Regions from separate parts of the Homo sapiens genome. Here region 2 is linked to region 1. A link is a loop called in an ENCODE intact Hi-C map of the cell type or tissue named here. Cell type or tissue: chondrocyte. All regions are shown on one strand. Links, peaks and the distances in the headings refer to the core of each region. The heading gives the core; the rest is flanking DNA.

Region 1 (10,560 bases), core at 2,366-7,365:
CCTGCCTGAGCTTTCCTCCACCTGGCTGGAGAGCTGGTGCTGATGACTGATGATAAACACACAGCTCTAGCATGAAATAACATGGGCAAGAATATGTCCCCTGCATGATTTACAGAGCCAGGCCATTGTGTGAGAGGTGCAACGTACTCAACAGGCTTTGCTCTGCTTCTTTTTTTTTTTGAGATGGAGTCTCGCTCTGTCGCCCAGGCTGGAGTGCAGTGGCACGATCTGGGCTCACTGCAAGCTCCGCCTCCCAGGTTCACACCATTCTCCTGCCTCAGCCTCCTGAGTAGCTGGGACTATAGGCACACACCATCATGCCCAGCTAATTTTTTTTTTGTATTTTTAGTAGAGACGGGGTTTCACCGTGTTAGCCAGGATGGTCTCGATCTCCTGACCTCGTGATCCACCCGCCTCGGCCTCCCAAAGTGCTGGGATTACAGGCGTGAGCCACCGCGCCTGGCCTGTTCTGTTTTTCTTATAATGTGCTCTAGGAGTCCAAGTTTTGGTTAAACCCAGGTTCTCAGCCTCAACTCCCCTTCTGCACTCTGTCCAGGACTGCGCAGAGCCACAGCTGAGTCAAGCTCTAACTCTGCCCTGGGCCTGGGGCAAGTTCAGGACCTGGTAACATCAAGGCCTCAGCATTGCCCCAAGACTCCTGCAGAGCCCTCACCTGATGTACCATTCCAGCAGATTTTTTTTTTCTTTTTGAGACAGAGTTTCGCTCTTGTCGCCCAGGCTGGAGTGCAGTGGTGCAATCTCAGCTCACTGCAACCTCTGCCTCCCAGGTTCAAGCGATTCTCCTGCCTCAGCCTCCTGAGTAGCTGGGATTACAGGTGCCTGCTACCATGCCTGGCTAATTTTTTTTTTTTTTTTGTATTTCTGGTTGAGATGGGGTTTCACCATGTTGGCCAGGCTGGTCTCGAACTCCTGACCTCAGGTGATCCACCTGCCTCAGCCTCCCAAAGTGCTGGGATTACAGACATGAGCCACCGCGCCTGGCCCCAGCAGATTTTTTTTTTTTTTTTTTGAGACACAGTCTCGCTCTGTCACCCAGGCTGGAGTGCAGTGGCATGATCTTGGCTCACTGCAGCCTCCGCCTCCCGGGTTCAAGCAAGTCTCCTGCCTCAGACTCTTGAGTAGCTGGGACTACAGGCGTGTGCCACCACGCCCAGTTAATTTTTGTATTTTTAGTAGAGACGGGGGGGTTTCACCATGTTGGCCAGGCTGGTCTTGAACTCCTGACCTCGTGATCCACCTGCCTCAGCCTCTCAAAGTGCTGGGATTACAGGCATGAGCCACTGCTCCAAAACCCCAGCAGATCTTTAGATTGATTTATTTCCTGTGGTTTCCAGAATAAAATCTACTTTCTAAACTTTCTCCTCAATCCTTGGAAATGTTATGTTCTCAGTAAAGTCAGTGAGCCCTCATGGCAATGCTGAGTGGCAAAGGCTGCCTCTGGGTATGGAGAGATTCAGACTGATGCCTATCCAGCGGCCCACGCCACGGGCCGTTCTGTGTGTACGTGTGTGTGTGTGTGTGGATAAAGGGCCTATCTTCCCCATCCTGTGGATGCAGAAGTTGCTTCTCCAGCCTGCTCCTAACACACTGCCAGCCTGAACTTCTAGGTGCCAGTGGCCACCTGAGAAGGACAGCGCTTGGCTGGGGCTGGTAACTGGGCTTAGGACAGAGTCTCCCCTGAGTCCCGGTTCTGGTTCCAGTTCCACTGTCTCTTCCCTATGAGGAGCTAGGCAATTCCTTTGGCCTCTCTGGGCTCATTTCCTCTTAGGGAAAGTAAAGCAGCTGAAGAAAATCTTTCTGGGGTCCACTCCAGCTCTGATATCCTAGGGTGTCAGAAGAATGGGGGAAAATTAGAGCAAAACCTATTCAAAGTCAAATGACAGACTGTGGACCTCAGCTCTAGGGTGACTGAGAGGGACCTTGTCTGAGCTGAGCCAGGCTGGCAACCTTGAGTCCTCCCAGCTGCGCCTTGTCCTCAGTTTCCCTCTGATATTTCTGAATCCTGACTGCCATCCCATGAGGTGGGGGCAGCCGAGCTCCACCTGTCCAGCAGCAACACATCTTGAGAAGCCACTCACCAGCAGCAAGCCCCCTCCTCCAAGCCCCTGACCCTCTGTCCTTCCAAAGGGCAAAATCTTATCCAAGCGCCGTAGGAAGAGTGAGAGAAACCTTACCTGAAATGTCAGTGACTTTTATAGCTGTAGCTCGTGGAAACTTTTCTTTGAGAATTTGGGTCACTCTGAGCTCCCCCTCAGTCTGAGTGGCAAACATCCGATGGTGAAGTGGAAGCTGCCACAGAACAGAGAGGAAGGTCAGGGCAGAGGAAGATGCTGTTGCCCCTGAGCTGGGCCACTGTGCAGGCCCGCCTGCCATTCCCCCTGCAAGGCAGGCCCCTGAGCCCTCGCCAGCACAGCCATGGGTTATGTCAGAGGGGCTCTGTGGTATCAGGAGTCCATGTAAGTGCCCCAAAACACAGAATAAACTTTTATTGGCGGGGACAGGATGATTGTTAATAACTCAATTTGACTCCAGAGACAAGAGGCCCCAAACCTAATTCAAGAGATGTTTGCTTCCATATAATGTTGTGACACTATTATGCCGATAGTTTTATAGGTAAGGAAACTGAGGCACACAGTAATGTGCCCAAGGTTGAATTCGGTAAGATACAGAGCCAGAAAAGCTGGATAGCCTGCCTCAGATCCATACCACTAGGCCATCCACTGCCCTGGATGGTGGGGCCAAATTCCACACTCCCTCGCCTTTAGGCCTGATTAACATGTCTCGCCCTCCCCAGTGGGATGTGACCTCACAGCCCACTGCTCAATTAGCCAGCTATCCTTCATCATGCACTCCTTCTCACTGGGAGCAAAGTCAGAATTCTATGAAAGAACCTGAAGAAGGAGTATCTGTAGGTTGTTTACCATTGGCAACAACACCCCTTCCCCAATGGCTACCATGGGGGAACCTGTGTTTGTGTTTCCTTTTTTTTTTTTTTTGAGACAGAGTTTTGCTCTGTTACCCAGGCTGGAGTGCAGTGGCACAATCTCAGCTCACTGCAACTTCCACCTCCCGGGTTCAAGCGATTCTCCTGCCCCAGCCTCCTGAGTAGCTGGGATTCCAGGCACCCACCACCACGCTCGGCAAATTTTTGTATTTTTAGTAGAGATGAGGTTTCACCATGTTGGCCAGGCTGGTCTCAAACCCCTGACCTCAGGTGATCCACCCACCTCAACCTCCCAAAATTCTAGGATTACAGGCATGAGCCACCACGCCCGGCCAGGGGAGCCCATGTTTCTGATGGAACACGTCTCAACAGTTAGTAGTGAAGGAGCAGAAAAGCAGGTCGGCAGTCACTTGGCTGGGCTGAGTGCATGCTGAAAAGGCAGACTGGGAATGGAGTGTGGCAGGCCTTGAATGCCAGGCTAAAGATTGTGGACTGTATGGGACAGGAGATGGGACTCCAGGTGATAGAACCCAGGCTCATGGGACCAAAGTAACCTGCAGGAAACAGTGCCTTCTGGAGCGAGTCAGGAGAGATGCCCAAGTAAGAGGCATTACAATGATGGAAGCACCGGGCACTGGTCCCTGACTAGACGTGGATGACAGGTTGGAGGACACTAGGGCCGTTCATGGGTGCTGGTGCTGAAGGTCCCACCCCTCTACCCCTCAGTCCTTCCTGATAGCTCAGAGCAGGGTCCTGTGTCACAGAATCTCAGAGCACCTCCTTTAAAATGAGCTGTGCACTGGCTCTCTCACCACTGGTCTTATAGGCCAGGAATGAGTCCGGCAGCATCCCAGAGCTGACCCCAGGGCAGGCCCTCAGAGGCACTTGGTGCTGGATGAATGAATGAGCAGGGGAAGAACTAGTCAATTAGGGACAGAAATGCAAGACAGGAGAAAGGTCCAGAGTGTGATTGTCTGCCTGCTGTGTGGAGGGACAGAAACTCGATGTTGAGAGGCTGGACAGGATTGCCAGGAGTGAGGGTGGGGTGGAGCTGCTTCTGGGGGCAGAATCTTGAGGGTAAAGGCAGAGAGTAACCAGATGGCAGACAGAATCGGCAGCTACTAAGGGGTGAGAGAGGTGAGCGTTGCAGAATCCTTGGGAGAAGCCTTTCATCTTAGCGGATCTGTGGGCAGCGGCCTTTAGTGGAACAATCAACTGACATCCCCAGATGATCACTGTCCACGCTGAAAGTCACCGCAGTGGAAGAACTTCTCTTCATGCACAGGGCAGGCAGGTTCAGAACCAGGGGAGAAGGAAAATGAAAGTTAAGAGAAAGAATGGTATGAGCTGAAGCAAAGGATGGTTCAGAAAGGGGGAGAGATTAGGAGAGCGCGTGGGAAGTGCCCCCTGCTTGGGTTCTGCTCCGGTAGTGTGGGATTTGGAGGAGGATCAAGGTCAGAGGCCCAGTCGACCTTCCCAAGGCCCCGGCCCCGCTGCAGTCCCTCGCACCCACGCCTTGACTCTGGGCTATGACTCCTGTCTTCTGCTCGGTAAACCAATCCTTTTTTTTTCCTGTGCCCGCAGTATTATGACTGTTCATGTGTCTGTCCGCCTGACCTCCAACCTCCACCCAGCTCGGGAGCTCCCCTAGAGCGCGCCAGAGCTTGAAATTTCGAATGCCGTTGTCGCTGAGTGAATGAATGAATGAAAGAATGAATGAGAGAAAGGAAGAGGAGCCCCCCATTGCCAGTGCCGCGCGCGCCCTCCGGGAGCCAGTCCTCAAGCCCCGACAGCCGCCGGCCCCGCGGTCCCTCCGCAGCTCCCGTCCCGGGGAGAGCAGCCCCGACCCTGCCCACGCTCACCCCGCGGATCCCGCGGAGGAGAGGCGCTGCCGCGGCCGGGCTCCATGCAGCCATGCCCGGCCGACGTGACCCGCCGCCCGAGGTCACTGTATGCCCGAAAGACGCGGAGCGGGGGACCGAGAGCCGCCGCCGTGGGAGAGGCCGCCCCCTGCCGCCCGGAGGCCGTCAGCCTCCCGGCCCCGCCCCGGAGGCCTCCGGTCGCCTGGCTCCGGCCCCACCCCGCCATCCCCTGGCCCTGGCTGACTCGCCACCCCCGACACTGCAGCGCCTGCCGACCTCGGGGCCCCGCCCTCTGCCTTCGCTCGCGCCGCTCTCCTTCAGTCTCCCCAGGGCCTGTTTCATGGATAGGGTCCCCTTGCCCGCGTGAAAGTCTCATTCCTCCTCAGCTCAGAAACACTCCAAGGTCTCGGCGCCCTATACTGGCCTTCCCTCATCCGAATACCCCTCGTGCTCCTGATGTACTTTTCCATTCCCACTCCCTACTCTGGCAGTCTAGCTTCTAAGCTGAGGAGTTTGGCCTTCGCTCCAGGTGCGGGGACTCGTGGAAGGATTTGATTCGCGCTTGAGAAAGATCGCTCCGCTCCTGTAAGGAAGAGAGCGTGTAGGGGCTGCAACCAGAGACACAGTCAGAAGCTCCGAGGCTACCGCGATGGTCCAGGTGAGAATGGAGGGGCCTAACTAAACCAGTGGCGGGAGGGATGGAAGAATGAACTGAGACACTTGGGAGGTGAATGGAATCGAGCGACTGCATGTGGAGGTGTGAGTGGGAAGGTATCTGAGATGACTCCAGTTTCTGGCTTGGACAATGACTTGGATGGAGGGTTAGGTGGGGGCTGAGCAGAGTCCACGAACAGTTCTTAATTTGCCTGAGTTTAAGGTGCCACAGGACACAGCCTAACAGAGGCCCAGGTTGGAGCCATGGACCATGGAGTCATGAGAATGGAAGGGAAGCTGACGCCATGTGGGATGGGGTAGAACTGTCCGCAAATTCGTCCCGCCTCTGGAGTCTTCAGACCAGTCAAGGCCGAAATTCAACCAAGCCTCTCCTCTCTCTAGCTGTTATTTGTTTGCAGCACGCGGTCTGGTGGCACCCTGCAGGATTTACCAGCTTTTTGCCAACATTCTGGCCTATGCAATCAATACGTCCCTTCAGCGTTGCACTTGGATGGATTGGACCTATAGTTGTTATATATGGATATTGTCTAATTTATTTATTACAGTATTAACTGACTCCTATGTTCTGGCCTTCAGAATTTCTCCTTTGGATCAATTACTAGCCTGTCTTACATTTTCTGCTTCATTCTTTTAAAATGTTTAGAGATGATTTGCTAAGTTTTCTTCATTGCTGTCAATGATGCAATTTAAACTGTCAAAAAAATTTTTTCTCAAGCAGGGTAGTAATGGTGAACCATTCCCTTGCTATTCAGACAGCATGGTTTAGATGAGGCGCACCTATCCCCAGCTTTAGGAATGGAAACAGGACCCAAGTCTGGCTAATCAGAGACTGGTTTAGGGTCGGCCCCATGGTCTGAGCCAGACCAATGAGAATTGGTAGAGGGACTTCCTTTTGCAACTTCTATTTTAGAATCGGGGGTATATATGCAGGCTTGTTACAGAGGTATATTGCATGGTGCTGAGGTTTGGAGTATGAACGAATCCGTCCTTCAGGTAATGAGCATAGTACCCAATAGGTAGTTTCAACCCTTGCCCCCTTCCTCCTTCCCCAGTCTTGTATTCCCCAGTGTCTGTTGTTCCCAGACATTGATCTTTTTCCTCTATGTTGCTAAGCTGGTAGAAAGGCTGGAGTTGCTGGCAACCATCTTTGCAACCATGCAGGGAGAACTACTTTGGAAATGAAGCAAGATAAAGAAGAAAACAGATAAAAGGAGACAAATGTTTGACTTTGTACAGCTGGAAACCAGCAATGCTGGAAATGAGCACTGAAGGCAGTTTAATGGGTTTGTCACTTGTAACCAAGTGACCCATGGCAAGCTCACAGATTTGTATTGGCAGAATTCCTCCTTTTCTTTATTTAAAATGGTACTTTTGGCCAGGCAAGGTGGTTCACACCTGTAATCCAAAGACTTTGGGAGGCCGAGGCGCACTGATCACCCAAGGTCAGAAGTTCGAGAACAGCCTGGCCAACATTGGCGAAACCCCATCTCTACTAAAAATACAAACCATTAGCTGGCTGCGGTGGCCTTTCTACCAGCTTTTTGTCTCAAAAAAAAAAAAAAAAAAGGTACTTTTGCTTATCTCTAACCTTCCTCTTCCCCATAATTTAACAGTTGCCCATACTATCTGTTACTCTGAGCTACTCTCTGCCCCATTCTCCTCCTCTTATCTTCAGTTCCTCCTAGGCTGTCAGAGCCATCTGAAATGAAAACATTTAGGCCGGGCATAGTGGTTCATGCCTGTAATCCCAGCACTTTGGGAGGCTGAGGCAGGCGGATCAGCTGAGGTCAGGAGTTCAAGACCACCCTGGTCAACATGGTGAAACCCCATCTCTACTAAAAATACAAAAATTATCCAGACATGGTGGCACATGCCTCTACTCCCAGCTACTTGGGAGGCTGAGGCAGGAGAATCGCTTGAACCTAGGAGGCAGGGGTTGCAGTGAGCCGAGATTGAGCCACTGCACTCTAGCCTGGGCGACAGAGTGAGACTTTGTCTAAAAAACATAAATAAAATAAAATGAAATGAAAACATTTGCTACTTGAAATCCTTCAGATTCCCCATCGCCTACCTACAGGCAAAACTCTCAAGTTCTTTTGTATGATTTAACCACTATCTACCTGTCCAACTGAAATCTACCCTTCAGTAATATTATACTTGCACCTCCCTTCATAAGCTATGCTACAAGTTTGGTTATGCAGTTGCCCACCTTTTAAGGTTCAAGCCTTGTCTTCTCCAAAGAGCCACCTCTGACTGCCTCACAGTAAGCTTAGGGCCCGCAACTTACCTGTAACTTTTGTTGCACTTATGGCCTTTTACAACTATCAATTTATGTATGTGTCTGTTCTCACTGGTTTATAAGCTCCCTGAGGACAGAGCCTTGCTTGAGTCATCTGTCAGCAGCCCAATATGGGACAAAAAGTGCATGCATTGTAATTACTGAACAGAACTGATAGAGGCTCAGCAATTTGCGCTCCATAGGTCTAAGTTTGAACTTTTCTAGAAAAGGATTTGCAGGACGATCTGACGAATCTTGGGCTTCCAAATTAGTTCCAACAGTTCTAGTATTTTTTTTTTTTTTTGACAGAAGCAAATAAGTAAGTTTTACTTTGTGATTAAAACAAAAGTGAAATGCATTTAGTCCCAGGAAATGTCAATCCTTTCTGCATCTTACTTTTTTTTGCTGTGACCTCGAGATTCTCTTGTTCTCTTCAGTTGTATTGGTCCATGATCACTCATAGCTTTCATACACATATATACATCTGAAACTCAGAAAATTCATTAGGTAGGAACTCTTTGGATGCATCTCCTTTTTTAACCTCATTGGGATGATTTTTCGTTGCACCATCATTTTATAGAGCTTCCTAGCACTGCTGAGCATGCAGAATTTTTGCAAATGCAATCCAGAGAAACAGACTTGCTATATACTAGCTATTTGAACTTGTCTGAGCTTATGTGGCATGGTCTAAAGAATACTGAAATATTTCTGGCATACCTCTTAATTGCAGTCACTTTCTCCAGGTTGCTTTATGGATTAAATGAGATAACCTACTAAAGGACTCCAGTAAAAAGCTAAAAAGGTAGCTAGCTTTTGAGGTGTTGTGGCAGACTGGCATCTAGTGGCCAGCGATAAAGGTGCAGACTAGTGTCCACACCTAAGTGGGGACAGTGCAGGCTGTAATGTCCATACCTAGTGGGGACATCAATGGGGTATTTGTCAGAGAAGCTCCATGGCATAGTTTGGACATTGTTTCTGGCTGTGCAGGTTCAAACCCAGAGTCTGGCTCTCCCAAAGATTATCTGAGTTATTCTATTATTTTACAAAGTTTGAAATAGCCATTAGATACCCTTACAAACTTATCATTTTTGTGATTGATTTTAAGTCTACTGAAAATGTCAAAAGAAATCCAAAACTGATTGCTAGTAACTAGGCCAGGTGTGGTGGCTCACACCTGTAATCCCAGCACTTTGGGGCCGGGGCAGGCAGATTGCTTGAGCTCAGGAGTTCGAGACCAGCCTGGGCAACATGGCAAAACTCCATATTTACAAAAAATACAAAAAATTAGCCGGACATGATGGTGTGTGCCTGTTGTCCCCGCTACTAGAAGGCTCAGAAAGAAGGATCACTTGAGCCTGGGAGGCGGAGGTTGCAGTGAGCCAAGACTGTGCCACTGCACTCCAACCTGGGCAACAGAGACCCCAGCTCAAAAAAATAAAATTAGTGTTAACTTGTACTGTTTAGCCACATTCATTAAGTTTTTAATTTTAACTCTACTATCGCACAACCAGGAATGTACAAGAGATCTGGAGCCTGATTTGCATGGCAGGAAGGAGACCACGTATTTTTGTTTGGGATGGGTTTTAGCCACTATCAGAGACATAGTTTGTTTCTTAGGGGTTCGGTCCCAGTAGTATGATACTTAGTTCATTTAGGAACTTCCTTTTTTAACGGCTAAGAAAACATTTTAGCTACTAAATGATATGCAAAGATAACTTTCCAAATTTAAGCTGTACTCAAAAATCCACAGAATCTGCAAAACTCTCAAGTTTCTATATTTAAATAGAAATGTGTGTTGATATACATACTTTAATCAGTCATTTCTTGCTTTCAATATATTTTATTCTGACGAAGTTACAAAAGTAGATACAAAATACTTTTTTTAGAAGTACAGTTAACTGACTTAGAAAAATAGATAAAGCCCCTAAGGATTTTAAAACACAACATAAATTTTTATGTAAAGAACATTTAAAAATATTTTAGATGGTAACCAAAACTAACTTACACAAACTATTTTTGATGTAGAATAGAATGCTGTTCTATAATAAGAAGTCTGTAGCACACTGGTAATCCATTTGGATCTACAGAATACTTGTTTGGAACAGAATCTGATAATGAGAGAAAACTCAAATGAATGTCAGTGCAGTTGCTTCAAAAAAATTACTGCTACCACATGTACTATCATCCCCCAAGGCCTTTTACAGTCTGAAATATCAAAATTGAAAGCAAAAATAGGATGACCAAAGGACTACTATTTTACCTCTTTTCAGAACTCTACAATAGTAGAAACTAAATTCCCTTATGGATCTCAGGGGGAAATAATGTGCCTGTTGAAGGGGCTCAGTGTTTGGTGTCCAGGCTGGCATTTTTCAGGTGAGGGTTTCATACTGACAGGAGGCAGGCTCCTAAAACAAGGCGGTAGCACCAGCACCATGACTAGGGCTGCTTTAAAACAAATTTCTAGGACTTACGCTCTTTGGGCCTGATTTGTTAATGCTTATGAGGTAATGATATTATGTTTGAGAAGCTCTACTTCTAGTATACCTCAATGCTCAGAGAGAAAGCCAACAATACAATCAGGAAACCACAATATTGACAAAACTTAGTACTACCACCAAGATTGTTCCTCTTGCCTTGGCACTACTAAAAAACTTTACCTTTGTTACTAAAGTCATGGTGAATACAGATTTTGCATTTCTCATGTAAGCAGCTATATAAGCTAGGGTTCTACAAGCCTTAGATGAAAGGAAAAACTTTGCTGGAAGCCCTGTAAAAATCAC
Region 2 (5,000 bases), core at 1-5,000, 230 kb before region 1:
ACAGAACAAGGTTCCCCTTATAGATATTTGTATTGGTCAGCTATTGCCAAGTAACAAACAACCGTGGAATCTCAGGGGCACCTAACAATGAGCATTTATTACTCGTGCATCTGCGCATCACCTGGAAGTTAGCTGATCAAGGTCAGGCTTGGCTAAGTAAGTGGCTCTGAATTAACTGCAGGTCCAGCCAGCTCAGGTCAAGTCCATATTTCTCATTAATGGGCCCAGGCTGAAGGGCTAGCTGCTTCCCAGGGGCAGCTCTTCTCATGCACATGGCAGAGCAAGAGAACATGCCCAAGTACACAAGCATATTTCAAGCCCCTGTTTGTGTTATGTCTGCTAATATCCCATTGGTCAAAGCAAACACAATGCCCAGCCTTACAGGGAGCAGTGCACTCTTCCCATGGAAGGAATAAGGGAAGAGGGGGGAAGTGAAGGTTTTGAGCAATAATCTAATCTATCACAATGTTTCTCCTGTTCTTTTCTGACCATGGGGCTCCCCTTTTCTGGGATAAGTAGATTTTTGGACCACCTTGCTTATTCCCTTGGGGACTGATCATGATTCACCACATTTGTTCTTTGCAGATTATTGCTCCCCCAGAGCGGAAGTACTCAGTCTGGATCGGGGGCTCTATCCTGGCCTCTCTCTCCACCTTCCAGCAGATGTGGATCAGCAAGCCTGAGTATGATGAGGCAGGGCCCTCCATTGTCCACAGGAAGTGCTTCTAAAGTCAGAACAGGTTCTCCAAGGATCCCCTCGAGACTACTCTGTTACCAGTCATGAAACATTAAAACCTACAAGCCTTACTTCTCTGTGTGGGGCTCTTTTTTCCTGGGCTATGTCTCATACACAGTGCTAAGGACTTTTCACACATTACTTTTAATCCATGCAATAGTGCTGTAAGGTAGGTGCTATCATTATACCCATATTACAGATGAGGAAATTGAGGCTCAGAGAAGTCAAGGACTTGCGAAGATCACACAGATTCCAGATTAAAATTCAAGTATCTGACTGCAAAGCTAGTGCTCCTTCTACTGTGTCATCTTGTTTTCTTTTCCTTGAATATAAGTAAGAATGAGGCTAGATGACTCTTGGGATGGGGGTAGAAACACAGACTTTCAGTGATGTAAGTCCTTGTGCTCTAGGGCAGTTCACTAGGGAATATGAACGCAGTCGTGACATAGGCTTATGGGATGTGACATGAAGAGTTCACATACAATGTTACTGTCACTCACGTGAAGGAGGGTCACCGTGGGCTTAAGATCTCTATGATCTCTATGAGGTTGTCATTGAGGATTAGGCTGTATTTTTTTTTGTTTTTTTTTTGAGACAGAGTCTCACTCTTGCCCAGGTTGTGGTGCAGTGGTACGATCTTGGCTCACTGCAACCTCTGCCTCCTGGGTTCAAGTGATTCTCCTGCCTCAGCCTCCTGAGTAGCTGGGATTACAGGCATGCGCCACCACGCCTGGCTAATTTTTGTATTTTTAGTAGAGATGGGGTTTCACCATGTTGGCCAGTCTGGTCTTGAACTCCTGACCTCAGGTGATCTGCCCACCTTGGCCTCCCAAAGTGCTGGGATTACAAGTGTGAGCCACCGCGCCTGGCCAGGTTGTATTTTGCCCCAAAATTAATTAAGAAAGGAGTAGCATCGTTAGGAAGGACATTTTCTCTCCCTCCCTCTCCTGTTCCTCCTCCTCCTCCTCCTCCTCCTCCTCCTCCTCCCCTCTTTATCAATTTCCTCCCTACCCACTAGGTTAATTTTGTTTAATTTTACAAGTATTTACTGAATTTTTGGCATCTGGAATTGCCGGGTAAGGCCACAAGGGATTTATGTTTCCAACAAAGATGATTCCTGCCCATTAGGGTCTCACTGCATACAGGCAGAGATAGACACATGCATACAAGACAGTGACACGAAGTGAAACAAGCGCCTAAAAGTACTATGAGAAAATAAGGGATGATAATAATAGCTAACATGTATTCAGGCCAGGTTAAGAGTTTTGCATGGATTTCCTCAATTAATCCTCACCACAACCCTATGAGGCAGGTACTAGCATCATTTCCCATTTTATAGCTAGTTTACTGGTTACTAGGTCACCCAGCTAGTTCACCTTAGAACTAGATCCTCACATTGGGCTGGTGCACCTTTCACCTCCCCACCTAGCAAAGTCCCAGCCTTCGTGCCCCCATCAGATCCCACCTGGTCCATGAAGCTTCCCAGACATACCCATTTGGAGACAGTGGAGTCCAGTGGTTAAGCGCAGACACTTCAATGCCAGACATTCCTTTCACCCTCCCAGCACTTGATCTCTGTGGGTGGGGTGGGATGGAGGAGCGGCTTTCATAAGCCCTTAGGGGATTTCTGTGTGAGGACCAGAAGCAGACCCTGAAATGAGGATTCCCTGCAAACGACTTATTAAAGAAGTGCTCTGAGGACAGCTGGTAAGCAGAGTGCGGGGGAGGGGGGCGCAGAAGAGGAAAGGGGAGGAAATCTGTCAAGGGGGTAATTGCAGATAATGTCCTGGAGAGGGCAGCTTCAGCCTGGCCCCGCCCACTGGGAGCTCTGGAGTCTAAGGTTAGCCTGGTGAAGGACAGGGAGCCAGGCTTTCACAGTCCCACCTGCCAGTGGTTGGTGAGGGCGCTCCCTGGGAGGACTGAAGTCCTAGGCTTTCCACCTGTATCGGCAAAGGCCTCCTCCAAAGAAGAGCTGCAGGCTCTGGTTGCTGGAAGAGAAGGCACAGGAGGAGGCGGGAGCGATCTGAGATGTAGGGCACCGACACTGCGCTATAGAGGGGCATCCGGACCTCCACATGGAGAAGGGCAGGCTGCCCAGACTGTTCCCACAAACCCCCCGCACCCATCTGACCTCCCTTCCCCATCCTTCCACCCCTACTCCAGTCTTACTCTATTTCAAGTTTAAAAAATGCTGACCTAGATTCTTCAATGGATATGGAGTTATCCACTGACAGAGAGAGGGACAGTGGCTTGAGGAAAGTGGAAATCCAACTGGAAGTCTATTAAAGATCGACAAAAGTCAGGTGTGATGGTTCACACCAGTAATCCCAGCTACTTGGGACGCTGGGGTGGGAAGATCCTTTGAGCCTAATTCAAACCAGCCTCTGACAAGCGAGACCCTATCAGAGAGAGAGAGAGAGAAACAATGTCCCAGGCACTGAGGGCCTAAGAAGGCAGCCATTACTTATTATGTGTTATATAATGTCTATTGGGTGGTAACTGTGTGGCAGGTGTGGCAGGTGGATTCTCTCTCTTAATCCTCACCCCCAGGTCACTGGAATCCAGAGCCCACACTGTTAACCACCTTTTGATACGTCTCCCTTTATGATTAGGTGTATCAATACAGTTCATTCAGGGGAGCAGAGCCATTATGGGTATTATGGGAATAAGGGCTTTATTACAGGAATGACACTTTCCCCAAAGACTGAAGGAGCTGGAAAAGTGAAAGTCTGCAAGGAACTGTGGGATACTCCAAGAGGAGTCACAAATGGGTGGAGGACTAGGTGAAACCTATCTGCTGGGCACCTCTGTCTGTCATAGCATCTGACTAGAAGATTTCCACAGAGGAATGGCTGACACTCCCACTCTGCCTTCCAAATCTCACCCCAGGTCCTCTTTTGGCCAACTCTAACTCAGAGCCTTGTTGGTAGGGCGTTCTGGAAGTGTACTTTCCAATTTAACCAAATCGATTTAGCACAATCCAGCACATTATAAAATCTTCAAAGTAGGTGAGATATAGCTGGCTAAAAGTCCAGGCTGCAGAATAAAGTTTGGGCCACATTTTTGTATGTTTATCTCCCTTTTTTAATGGCTGCATGACATTTTAAATAATATTGGTCAGTATTTTATGTATACGGTAGCATTTAGAAACACTGGAAAAATAGTAAATCCTTCAGAGCTGCACTTCAAGGACTAAGCAGAGTGTCTGGCATGCAGTAGATGCTCAGCAAATATTGGATGAATGAATGGATGCTGAATGACTAGAGTTCTTGCAGGACAACATTTTGCCCAGGACAAAATCGCCCAGGGGCAGGAAGTGGCCTCGTTCTCCCAGGTAAGGGGGAGGTAATTCTACTCACCAATATGCCACTACTTTCAGTCTTCTGGCTAGCACCCAAATGGGATGAAAACTCCGTGTTTACTGCTTCGAAGAGGAAATGATCACCACCTCTTTGGGGTGTCTTCTTTCCTCATGAAGATCCCCTTAATTGTACTTCCTCATGTGCAAAAGTGGGGCCCCAACCCTCTTCCTTGGCCACAGCTGATTGAACCATGATTAGATACCTGAACACAGCTGGGCCAATCAGATTCTCCCTTCTGGGAATTTGGAATTGGGACCTAAATAAATAAAAAACATTTAACAAAACAAGCATAGATAACTAAAGGGGGGTAGAAAGATTATTACTAATGAATTAAGATAACTGACAGGCAACTTAGGCAAAAGATATTTTAGTTTCTTACATTACACTCTACATCAAAAAAATTTTGAATGTTTTTAGAGGCTGGGTGCTGTGGCTCATACCTGTAATCCCAGCACTTTGGGAGGCAGAGGTGGGTGGATAACTTGAGGCCAGGAGCTCAAGAGCAGCCAGGCCAACATAGCAAAACCCCGTCTCTACTAAAAATACAAAAAATTAGTCGGGCATGGCACATGCCTGTAATCCCAGCTACTTGGGAGGCTGAAGCATGAGAATCGCTTGAATCTAGGAGATGGAGGTTGCAGTGAGCCAAGATTGCCCCACTGCACTCCAGCCTGGGCAAGAGACTCTGTCTCAACACAAGAAAAGAAAAGAAAAGAAAAGAAAAGAAAAGAAAAGAAAAGAAAAGAAAAGAAAAGAAGCAAACCACAGAGATAAAATATTCACAAAGGACTCATCCAGAATATTTGAAGAATAAGACAAGCAAAAGACAACCAATAGAAAAATGGACATAAGACTTCAACAGAGGATACTGAAATGACCAATAAACATACAAAAAGATGTTT

What was found. Peaks named below come from ENCODE experiments on the same cell type or tissue, not always from the same donor. Only the 100,000 strongest peaks of a DNase experiment are listed, where the experiment ranks them.
Region 2: it touches region 1 in a loop (5-fold over the local background); 23 of 110 quality-filtered maps call a loop at or near these places.

What each region holds. Positions count from the first base shown.
Region 1 is chr2:74,142,994-74,153,553 of GRCh38, forward strand. It overlaps BOLA3 (bolA family member 3), which reads right to left and starts at 4,919. Exons shown (of 4, transcript NM_212552.3): 1 at 4,828-4,919; 2 at 2,196-2,310. The coding sequence starts at 4,881. BOLA3-DT (BOLA3 divergent transcript) reads left to right here and starts at 4,988. Exons shown (of 3, transcript NR_045636.1): 1 at 4,988-5,230; 2 at 5,357-5,485; 3 at 5,705-9,396. It overlaps MOB1A (MOB kinase activator 1A), which reads right to left. Exons shown (of 6, transcript NM_018221.5): 6 at 9,535-10,560. RefSeq lists a silencer at 4,660-5,139 and an enhancer at 4,673-5,332. In chondrocyte, for the core only: CTCF peaks have their summits at 4,942 (motif pointing left) and 5,141; a DNase peak (open chromatin) is centred at 4,798.
Region 2 is chr2:73,918,847-73,923,846 of GRCh38, forward strand. It overlaps ACTG2 (actin gamma 2, smooth muscle), which reads left to right. Exons shown (of 9, transcript NM_001615.4): 9 at 586-1,019. The coding sequence ends at 729. Among named protein-coding and RNA genes, the nearest start is that of DGUOK, 5.5 kb to the right of the region's middle. In chondrocyte, for the core only: a CTCF peak has its summit at 2,522 (motif pointing right); a DNase peak (open chromatin) is centred at 2,558.